Regions from separate parts of the Mus musculus genome. Here region 2 is linked to region 1. A link is a loop called in an ENCODE intact Hi-C map of the cell type or tissue named here. Cell type or tissue: heart. All regions are shown on one strand.

Region 1 (5,000 bases):
GGTAACCTCTACCATTCTATCTAGACAGGGCTTACTTTCAAGTCTGTCCCCCAGGTGACAGTGCAGATGACAGCCTTTTCACGTCCATCCTGTATAAGGGACTGGATCACATGGGAGCTGGGAGGCTGTGTGTGGTGGGACAGGCCTACGATCTCAGATACTTGAGAGGCCAGTGATAGAAAGGCTGTGATCAACTCAAGGCACTCCCGGGGAGCTTATTGAGAAGTTAAGAGAAAGGAAACAAAGAAAGAAACAAAGGAGACAAAGGAGGCTGGTGATGCAGTTTAGTGGCAGTGCACTTGCCTCGCATCCCTGAGGCCCTGGATCAATGCCCAGCACTGAAACAGAGTGAAGAAGAGAATCACTGGGGAGGGGGTACCCCTCAGCTGGCAGAGTACTTGCCTAGAATGTCTGAGTCCCCATGTCTGACTCAACACTGGGGAAGCTGGGTATGGTGGTATCCACTATAATCCCAGCACTCAGTAGGCAGAGGTAGAAGAATTAGAGGTTCAAGACTATTCCCGTTACACAGGAAGGTCAAGGCTAGTCTGAGATGATGGAACACACATAAACACACACACACACACACACACACACACACACACATGTACACACATGAGCACACACACAGTATACACACATATGTATATATGTAAACATATATATATATGTTCTCATGCATAGATAAATGTACACACGTAAACACATGAGCATACACACACTATATCTATATCTATAAAATCTAGGGTTCTCATGCATACACACATGTACACGTGTACACACATGAGTACACACACAATGTGTGTATACACACACATATATCTTCTGGTGTTCTCATTGGTGTTCTCATGTGTATATATATATATATATATATATATATATATATATATATATATATATATACAAAACACACACACACACACACACACACACACACACCGGTGGGAGGCCATGGTCCTCAAAACTCAGTAGGGCAGGGGAACTCAGGTAAGGAATTTACTGGTTCCTAGCTCAGATCTGGTCTTGTGGCTGAAGGAAGCACTGACAGGAGGGGTTGGGGAGGGGGCTCCAAGGTCAGGCCAGGAAAGAACAGAGTGGAGCAAGCTCTAAGTGATCGCAAGTACAAGGATGAGTGTAGATACCTATGAGGGCCCGGAGGACAGCATGGGAGTGAGTTTGTAGAGGGGCCATGGTGGTGCATCCCTGCAATCCCAGCATGCATTAGGCGAGGTAGAAGAGTCTTGAGGGCAGCCTGAGCTACAAGGCAGCATCCTGTCTCAGAAAGCTAACCCCTCAAAAACCACAAACAAAACTCCGCCCAAACAAAACAATACAAACCCCACAGAAACAAAACTCCACACAAGTATGTTGAAAACAAACTACCAGCAAGACAGAATCAAGGGAGCCTATGAATAACAGCCCAGCCATAGATAAAGCCCTGGGGGAAAGAGGCTGAGAAGGTTCCATGGGGCACACCAACAGATGCAGGAGCGTGTCCTGAGGTTGGGAAGTTCTGGGCTTGTGCATGCCCTGCGCGTGTTTCAGGTGTGTTAGCCGGTGGACATAACTGTACCAGGTGTATCAGCTGCAGGGCACACAAGCGCAGAATGAGCCAAACTCCCTCCCACTTGCTAAAGTCATCGTAGATTTCCCTTACTTATCCACCTACCCGCCCACCCATCTACCCTGGGCTGCTGGAGAACAGGGAGCCAAAGTCCTGCCTCCAGACTAGGAGAACCGCAAGGCAAGCTGGGTTAGACTAGGGTCCACACTTTAGTATGCACGGCCCTCACGATCTCTAAAAAGCACCGGGACTTACAGGGGGAAGTGGCTGGTTGGACACTTGCCACTTCTATCAGCAACTCCAGCCCTTCCCCACCCCCATCCCTGGGCTCTGGAGACGCCGTACCGCCCGCCGCCCCTCGGGGGCGCTGCTGGGCGGGGAGCTTGCTCGGCCGCCTGCCTCGCCTTGGGCTCAGCATTCACTCTAGCGAGCGAGCGGCGTGTACAGCCGGCTCCCTGGGCTCCTGGAGTCCCGCTTGCTCCAAGCGCACTCCAGCAGTCTCTTTCTGCTCTTGCCCGGCTCGACGGCGACATGGGTGTCCCCGCGGTCCCAGAGGCCAGCAGCCCGCGCTGGGGAACCCTGCTCCTTGCTATTTTCCTGGCTGCATCCAGAGGTAAGATCAACAGGCGGTGGGGTGCTAGCGAGAGCTCTAGGGAGTACAGCCCGGTAGTGTAGGGGGCAGGATGGGAGTGCCCTGAATCCCCTCAGCCTGCGGTAACCTTCACCTTACCGCTGCTCCGCTGGGACAGCCCAGCAGGGTGCAGTGGTGTCTCCATCCTTCATCAGGCACATCTTTAATTGCTAACAGCTGCCAAAACAGCAGGCACGGGTGTCCCTTGGGGACTGCCTGCCAGACACTTCCCTGACCCGAGAGTCCAGAGCAGGGGCCATGAAGAACTTCTGCAAGGCAGGAGATGGGCCGGAGGAGAATCACCCCGTCCTATGGCGGTTGCTGAGTGCATTTTGACACCTGGGGCATCTCCCTGACTTCTGGCAACAGAGTCTAAGAGGACTTAGGGGGTGTGGTGCTGTGACCCTGGTATTCTATCCCCCTTGACACTTGTGTGTGAGTCTTGATGGACACTCCCGAATCTGAGCATGCTTGTCACCTGCTCTGTACTGAAAGTCTAAGGACCCGTTTGAGTGATCAGTGGGCTTCTGTCATTTAACCTTATTACAGCTGAGGAGTTGATTTGGATGAGTAAGAAAGACACGAGGGACACTCCCCTGAGCCCAGCAACCAGCTTGGATAACTCCTCGGCAGGGACACAGAAGCCCCACACAGGGAGATGTCACTTCCAAAGTCCAGACTCACAATCTGTACATTGTTCCGGGACACAGGGGCTCCCTAGAGCCCAATCTTTGTTTATTCGGTGAAGATCTCAAAGAAAAAGGGGAGGATACCCTGATAGTTGCCCAAACAGTAGACAGGTGGGTCCCCTGAGATGGCCTGCCTGATACTTCCCTGCTCAGAACCCAGGGCACGGGTGGCTTCTGCAAGGCAGGGGAGAGGAAGGGTCCAGAGGGAGTCACCATTGTCAGGACAGAGATGGAATGCTCAGCTCCGCAGAGGGAGCCAATAGCTGCATCAGAAAAGAAGGAAGAGGGGTTAAGGGGTTGAAAGGGAGGAGAGACAGGGAACTAACTCTTTATCAATACTGGGAGGCTGGCCTGGACTTCTGATAAGAAAGAAGGCACCCACACCCTATAGACAGAAGACTGAAGCCCTGGCCTGCCTTTCCTCACCACAGGAGAGAGCCTGTGGCAGGGATGGGGTGGCGATACAGGCGGGGGATGTTTCACTCCCAACCCCAAGGCTCATCAGGGGCATAGCTTCTAAGAACGGAGGACAGTGGCAGGCAGGAAGGCCAGTATGGCATCTACCTCAGGCTACTATCCTCCTCCCGGGTGACTCCACTAGGCCCCTTTCCTTGCCTCTTCCCTACCCTAACTAGAATGGGAAGCTTTCTGGTCAGCAGCCTCAATTTGGGAAACTAAGTCCTAGAGCTTCAGGGCAGAGGGTCAGCAGCTTGCAGAACTTCCAGCAGCAGCAGAGAGGTTCTGGGGGGAGCTGGGCTCCCTCACCCCCCAAGAGATTTCGCAGCCTACTGCATTTGCTGACTCCAGCTGATTGGTGAGCTGAAGGCCGCCTCCCTTCAGCTCCCAGGGAGGTAATCAGGGATCTAGGAGGCTTTCAGGAAAGAAACAAGAGGAAACTTTTAGCCTGGAGCTGCTCTGACCTCAACATTGGCTATACTTTAAGTCATAACTCATATACTTTAAGTCTTCCTTCTCTTTCCTGTAGCAGACCTGGTCAGGAGGCCTGGGGGCTGAATCCCCCCCCCCCCCCATCAGCATTGGGGCTGGGTTACCTTGAAAAGAATTGTGTTTGGGGCAGGGTGAGACGGGGAGGGGGTATCTGGGGGGACTTCAAACAGTCAGAGCTTAGGAGGCACTTGGAGTACATGGAAGACACTCCTTTCCTGGCCTGACAGGGACTGATGGGGGGCGGGGCAGGGGTTACCTTTGGAACCAGGTGCCCCAGACCCCAAGGGGTACAGAACCTCTTCCCCACAAGTGTCCCTAAGATTTGAGGAAGTTACTACCCTGCCTGTCCTTAGTCTGACCCAGGAGGCCCATTCACATGGGAGCACTGGTGTTCCAGAGAGGGGCAGCTGTCTTCCCCTTCATGGTAAACAAGCCTGCAAGGCCCTATTGAGTAAACTCCGTGCTGAAAGCCTCTGCTCCGGTAGTGGTCAGCGCTTAGGAAATCCTTAAGCCCCACCCAGCAGCCTGAGGGTAGAGCTGGCTGTCTTGGGATGCCCAGGGGCCAGAAACATGAAGGAGGGCGGAGCTGGGAGGCTGCAAGGCTGCTGTGGATCTAGGGAAGAGGAACCACAGAAAAGCTAAAGGAGTCACCTCTGTAAGTTCAGGATACGGGATCGTAGGTCTAAGCAGGAAAAACAGAGGATTCACAGGGCCCATGTGGACTATTGGTACTGACTGAGCCTGCTGTATTAAACTTGAGGTCCTAGGCTCAAAAGCAACTGTTGCCCAGGACCAGTGGCCTTGCCAGAAGTTAGCACTGGCTTCTCATACTTATGGATTCTTTTGGAGAGTCTTTTGGACCATGGCCTTCCTGGTGTTTAAGCAAGGAGTCTGGTGTATATCTATCTGCACCCCAGGTGCTTCCTCCACTCCAGCGTAACTGTTTCATGGTTAGACCTGTATTCAAATCTTAGCTGGCCGTCTGTGAGCTGGGCAAGCTTTTCAGCATCCTTGGTCAAGCCTCCATCTGTAATTTAGGGTGGCGTTCTGCCTCCCCTTACACACAGCTGTGTGGAGCTGATAGGCAAGACTTCCCAGGGTGCCTGGTCCTTGGGATGCTGGTAGTGTATCATCTCCTGGTTTCTGGGGACTCCATACTAGTGGCTTT
Region 2 (5,000 bases), 410 kb after region 1:
GAGGTTTACTGCCTCTGTCTGCTAACCTAGGCCTAGTCTTGGAAGCTTCTAGCCTCTGTACAATCTTACCTAGGCCTAGAATGTTTACAGCCTCTGAGACTGCTGAATTTCAAGCTCACCCTTTCCTAGTTTTTTTTTCTGAGTTCTGGCTGTCTGGTTCAACTCAGCTATTCTGGCTCAAAGTCCTCTCTACACTGACTGACTCAATCTGGCTTTTCTAGGCTTCTCCTGAATTGCTCTGCTCAGGCTCATACTAACTTCAGCAATCTGTTCTGGTCCTTGGGCTCCCTCTCATTCTCTGGTTCCTTCTGTCTTCACCTGTGTCTGGCTTGTTTTCCCTCTGCAACCTGTCTCTGGACAACTGTCCCAGTAAGGACTGTCTTCCTCCCCTCTTCCTCTCTGCATTGCTCTCTCTTAAGTAGCCTCTCTTTTCTCTCTGTTCTTGTGAGAGTTGGGCAGATCCTATTCTGTCAAATCTTTCTCTGATTCATCACTTTGTCTGCCACTCAATAAGATATCACTTTCAAACATGGGTGCTACCTTCTCCAAACTAACTTTACCTTCATTGTTTTGGATTAAAGGTGTGTACTAAGGGCATGTCTGCATTCCAGCCAGAGGGATTAAAGGTGTGTACTAAGGGCATGTCTGCATTCCAGCCAGAGGGATTAAAGGTGTGTACTAAGGCTGAGTCACACCACAACTAGAAACAGATTTTTCCAGTAAACCACACAATCTCGGGGTTCACAGTGTGATCAAGTATCCTGCAACACACGACACTATCCCCAGTGGGTCAATCACTAGTTAAGAAAATGCCCCATAGATTTGCCTACAGACCAATCTGATGGAAGAGGGTTTTTTTCAGATGACTACAGATTGTGTCCAGTTAACAAAATACTTAGGCAGTTTTGGGGAATTCAGGTTGAGTGGGCCCATAAAAAGTATTTGGGTCCTCACTTTCCAAGACTGTAGGTCTGCCTGCTCTCCCTTTTCTGCCCTTACTGGATGTCTTAGTTTACTTTTCTGTTCCTGTGATCAAATACCATGGACAAAGCACTTTAAGGGAGAAAGGGGTTAGGCCACAATTCTATTTCCTGCCCATCTTGGCAGGGAAATCAAGGCAGCAAGAGCCAGCAGCAGCAGGTTACATTCCATCTGAAGTCAGCAGAGAGTAGTGCACGCATGTGCTCAGCTAGCTTTCTTCATCCTTATACAGTTCAAGATTTCCCTGAGTAGGGAATGGTGCCACCCATCATGGGCTGGGTCCCCCCACTTCAATCAGTGTAGTTTAAATATTGCATCACAGACATGGCTGGAGGCCCATTTGCTGTGCTTCTAACTTCTGTGTGGTTGACAATAAACAGCGTTCATTATACCTGGGATCTTTTTTTTTTTTTTTTTTTTAACTACATGGCCTTTCCCCATGACTAGCCCATGTAGAGAATGAGACTGTGGAGTGTGCAGTCCTAAATGGGATGTATATAGAACACCCTTCCCTCTGAGACTCAGGGATCACTGACAGAGTATAGAAACATGATAAAAGCCAAAGGTGGTAAATGTGGCAAGCACACAGTGTTCTGTTCTGAGGCACAACAGGGATGCTACACACATGAACCCACAGTGGTTATGATAGCAGGCTGTGGTAGTTTAAATTAGTGTGGCCCCCATAGACTCCTGTGTTTGGATGCTTGTCCAAAGAGAGTGGCACTATTAGGAGGTGTGGCTTTGGTGGAGGGGGTGTGGCCTTGTTGGAAGGGGTGTGGTCTTGTTGGAGGAGGTGTGGCTTTGTTGGAGGAGGTGTGGCCTTGTTGGAGTAAGTGTGTCACTGTGGAGGTCTTAAATGCTCAAGCCATGCTCAGTGTAAAACACATCCAGTCTCCTCCTGGTTGCCTTTGGATCAAGGTCTCCAGCACTACATCTACTCCCATGATTCCATGCTTCCCACCATGATGGACTAAACCTCTGAAGCTGTAAGGTAACCCCAGTTATATGCTTGCTTTTTAAGAGTTGCCATGGTCATGGTGACTCTTCACAGCAATAAAACCCAAATTAAGACTTAAGGCCCATGCAAACTTAAGCCAGACAAAATCCCAGCATGAAAGTAGGGCCAAGTGGGCAGGAAGTTCCACCCCTTCTGGAAGAGAAAGTGGCATTTGATAGCTAATTTAGACAATGCAAATGGAACTCCACAAGTTGAGAGAGAGAGAGAGAGAGGAACTAGGATAGCACAGCAAGTTGGGTGGACAGGGAGTTGAAGTGGAGGTGGGGGGAGCTGGGGTGGATATGATTAGAATACATTCTATAACATTCTTTAAAAATTAATAAAATTATTAAAATTTAAATTCACAAAAGAAATTGTGGATACCTTTTCAACAAAATTGGTAGGTACTTTTCTTGCTCAAAAAACCAAAATAAAATAAAAAGGACAGAATCTTCCTAGGTGGTCCAGCCTCCTGCCAGGGTGGCGGGGGTAGTGTGGGGGGGGGCTTTGAGCCGCCAGCCTTCCCTCTCCAGCCTTTCCACTCAGGTGCTGGGAGTACCTTCTTTGGAGTCAGCCTGGCCGGCTCAAGGGAGTCCATCGGGTTTTACTGGTAGATGTTGCCACCTTGAGGTCATTTTCTGCCACTGCAACGTCCCTGTTTTAACCTCATTGGTCAGATTTTTTTTTTCAGGATTCCACGGCCCCCAGATGAGGCACTTGTAATTCTAAGATTCCCACAACAACTAGTTCTAATCCAAGTCCTTTCCCCAGTTGATGCCAGTCACCTCTCCTTGATATGTGCTGGTTCATCAGCTCTCTCGGGAAGTTATGACCTTTACGGGACTGTGGCCCTTGAGCCCTCTGTCCCTGCTCCATGCGTGGGGACACCCCTTTGTCTGCTTAGAGCCCAAGGTCTTAGTAATACCCAAACACCCATATCTCTGTTTTTCTGGTGCTCTGGGTGGCTCACTTTGACCCAGTTTATGAGGGTGTCTAGAGAGACACCAGCAGTCAGGAGGGTCCATTTGAATACATGACCACCAACCCAAGCCAGGGCTTCCCAGTATTCCCTGCGCACCTCAGCTTCTCTATCACCTTCTTCAAACCCCAGGGACACGCCCCACGGGCATGGTCTGTCCTCCTGTCCCCACAGAAAAGATCAACATCACTAACTAGGGTGTTCACCCTTCCCTATATCCCTTTCCTCGTTCTGCCTCCTTAGCCTGGTCCCCTCTCTTCTGCTTCTCCAGCTGACTGCTCCCTACCGTGCTCCAGAACCCACCCCCTTTCCTGCTCAGGAGCCTCCTGGACCCACTGCCCCTTGTCTTTCTTTGTCACAGTCTCCATCCCACAGCCTTTGTTTATTATTTATTTATTTTTTTTAATCTCTCATGTTCCAGCTTCCTATAATCCACATAGAGATCTGTATGCAAACCTCACATGGCGTTCGCAAAGGACTTCACATGGTATCATGCACACCTGCCTTAGTTACCTTTCTTACTCGTGTGGTAAGCGTTAGGGCAAAAGGAACTTAATGGAGGGCTTTTCTTGGCTCTCAGTTTGGTGGCTCCCAGTCTGGTGGCTCCTAGTTTGGTGGCTCCCAGTCCTCTGTCATGATGGGTAAGGCCTGGCAGGAAAAGTCTGAGTCACTTCATCAGATGGCATGCCTGTTAGGGGCAGAGTGGAATGAATGGTACCCAGCCAGGGACCCCAGCCCATGTGACTGTACCGCTGGTCTTCCTGCTTCAATAGTGCGTCTAGAGAATCCTTTACAAGTAGCCCTTCCCACGCTTGTCTCTTCTGTCAAGATGAGACTCAGTATTAACCATCACACAACTGAGCAATGCTTGAGCCCCAGAAGGTCTTCTCTTCTGCTCACTATAGCTTAAATGAATTCCCATTGCACACTACAGTGTAAAGTGTTTACTATACCACGGGGGGTGTGCAGCAAGCACAGTTGTCTCTGTCCTGTGGTTTCTGCTACATCACCGGGAAGGTTCAACGGCTGAGGCTCCAATTCCCTTCTTCACCTGTTTGTGTGTCTGACTGGTGGTGCTGGCTGTTGCTGGGACCTGTGCTGGAGCCCTGAGCACAGTATAAGCAGCTTCTTACTGTGATTCTTGGAGCTTTGTGGTGATGTAATTGCTGTGAAGAGACACCGTGACCAAGGCAACTCTTATAAAGGACAACATTTAATTGGGACTGGCTTATAATTTCAGAGGTTCAGTCCATTATCACCATAGCAGGAAGCATGGCAGTGTGCAGGCAGACCTGGTGCTGGGAGAGTGGGGAGTTCTACATCTTGATCCAAAGGCAGCCAAAGAGAGATGTATTCTGCACTGGGTGAAGCTTGTGCATAGGAGCCCTCAAGCCCACCCCCACAGTGACACACTTCCTCTGACAAGGCCACACCTCCTAATAGTGCCTCATTCACACACATATGGGTATGCAGGCCATCGCTATTTTAACCATCAGTCTCTGAGGGCGGTCATCTTTTTGTGACTCAGGAATTATCCAAGGTAGACTCTCCCAGGGCTGACCTCCAGATCACTAATTAGCCAAGGATAGCCTTGAACTCTAGATCCTCCTGTGCTGGGATTAAGGTTGTATGCCACCATACCTGGCTAAACTTCATCTCTAGATGGAGGAGTTGTTAGCTTACAGGTGATTCTGCTAAGTTCATCCCAGAGACCTAGCAACAGCTTACATCATCATCTGTTCAGTGGCCTGGCTTACATAAAGACTGCTTGTCACCTTCGTCCTCTCTCTCTCTCTCTCTCTCTCTCTCTCTCTCTCTCTCTCTCTCTCTCTCTCTCTCTCTCTCCTCACACACACACACCCACATGTTCCTGGCAGGCCTTTCTATTATTCCTTACCCTCCCTCCCCCGACCCTCATGCTCTGTGGCTCTGCCCCATCTCTCTGCCCCTACCCCTTCTCCAGGTCCTCACTCCCCTCCCTTCCCCCAAACAAACTTCCCTTATACCACCAGGTCTGTCTCATGGTGTGATTTCTCAGGGAGA

What was found. A loop is a pair of places that touch in the nucleus more often than their neighbours do. Peaks named below come from ENCODE experiments on the same cell type or tissue, not always from the same donor. Only the 100,000 strongest peaks of a DNase experiment are listed, where the experiment ranks them.
Region 2: a loop joins it to region 1, with 2.3 times the contacts of the local background. A loop is called at or near these places in 1 of 42 quality-filtered maps.

Annotation. Positions count from the first base shown.
Region 1 is chr10:60,344,927-60,349,926 of GRCm38, forward strand. All of the region lies in intron 39 of Cdh23 (cadherin 23 (otocadherin)), which reads right to left. Vsir (V-set immunoregulatory receptor) reads left to right here and starts at 1,925. Exons shown (of 7, transcript NM_028732.4): 1 at 1,925-2,177. The coding sequence starts at 2,096. In heart, CTCF peaks have their summits at 1,933 and 2,149; DNase peaks (open chromatin) are centred at 1,925, 2,255, 3,305, 4,315 and 2 weaker places; H3K4me3 peaks cover 1,991 bases; H3K27ac peaks cover 2,205 bases; H3K27me3 peaks cover 1,038 bases.
Region 2 is chr10:60,754,586-60,759,585 of GRCm38, forward strand. No RefSeq gene overlaps it. Among named protein-coding and RNA genes, the nearest start is that of Slc29a3, 4.3 kb to the left of the region's middle. In heart, a CTCF peak has its summit at 2,612 (motif pointing left); a DNase peak (open chromatin) is centred at 2,606.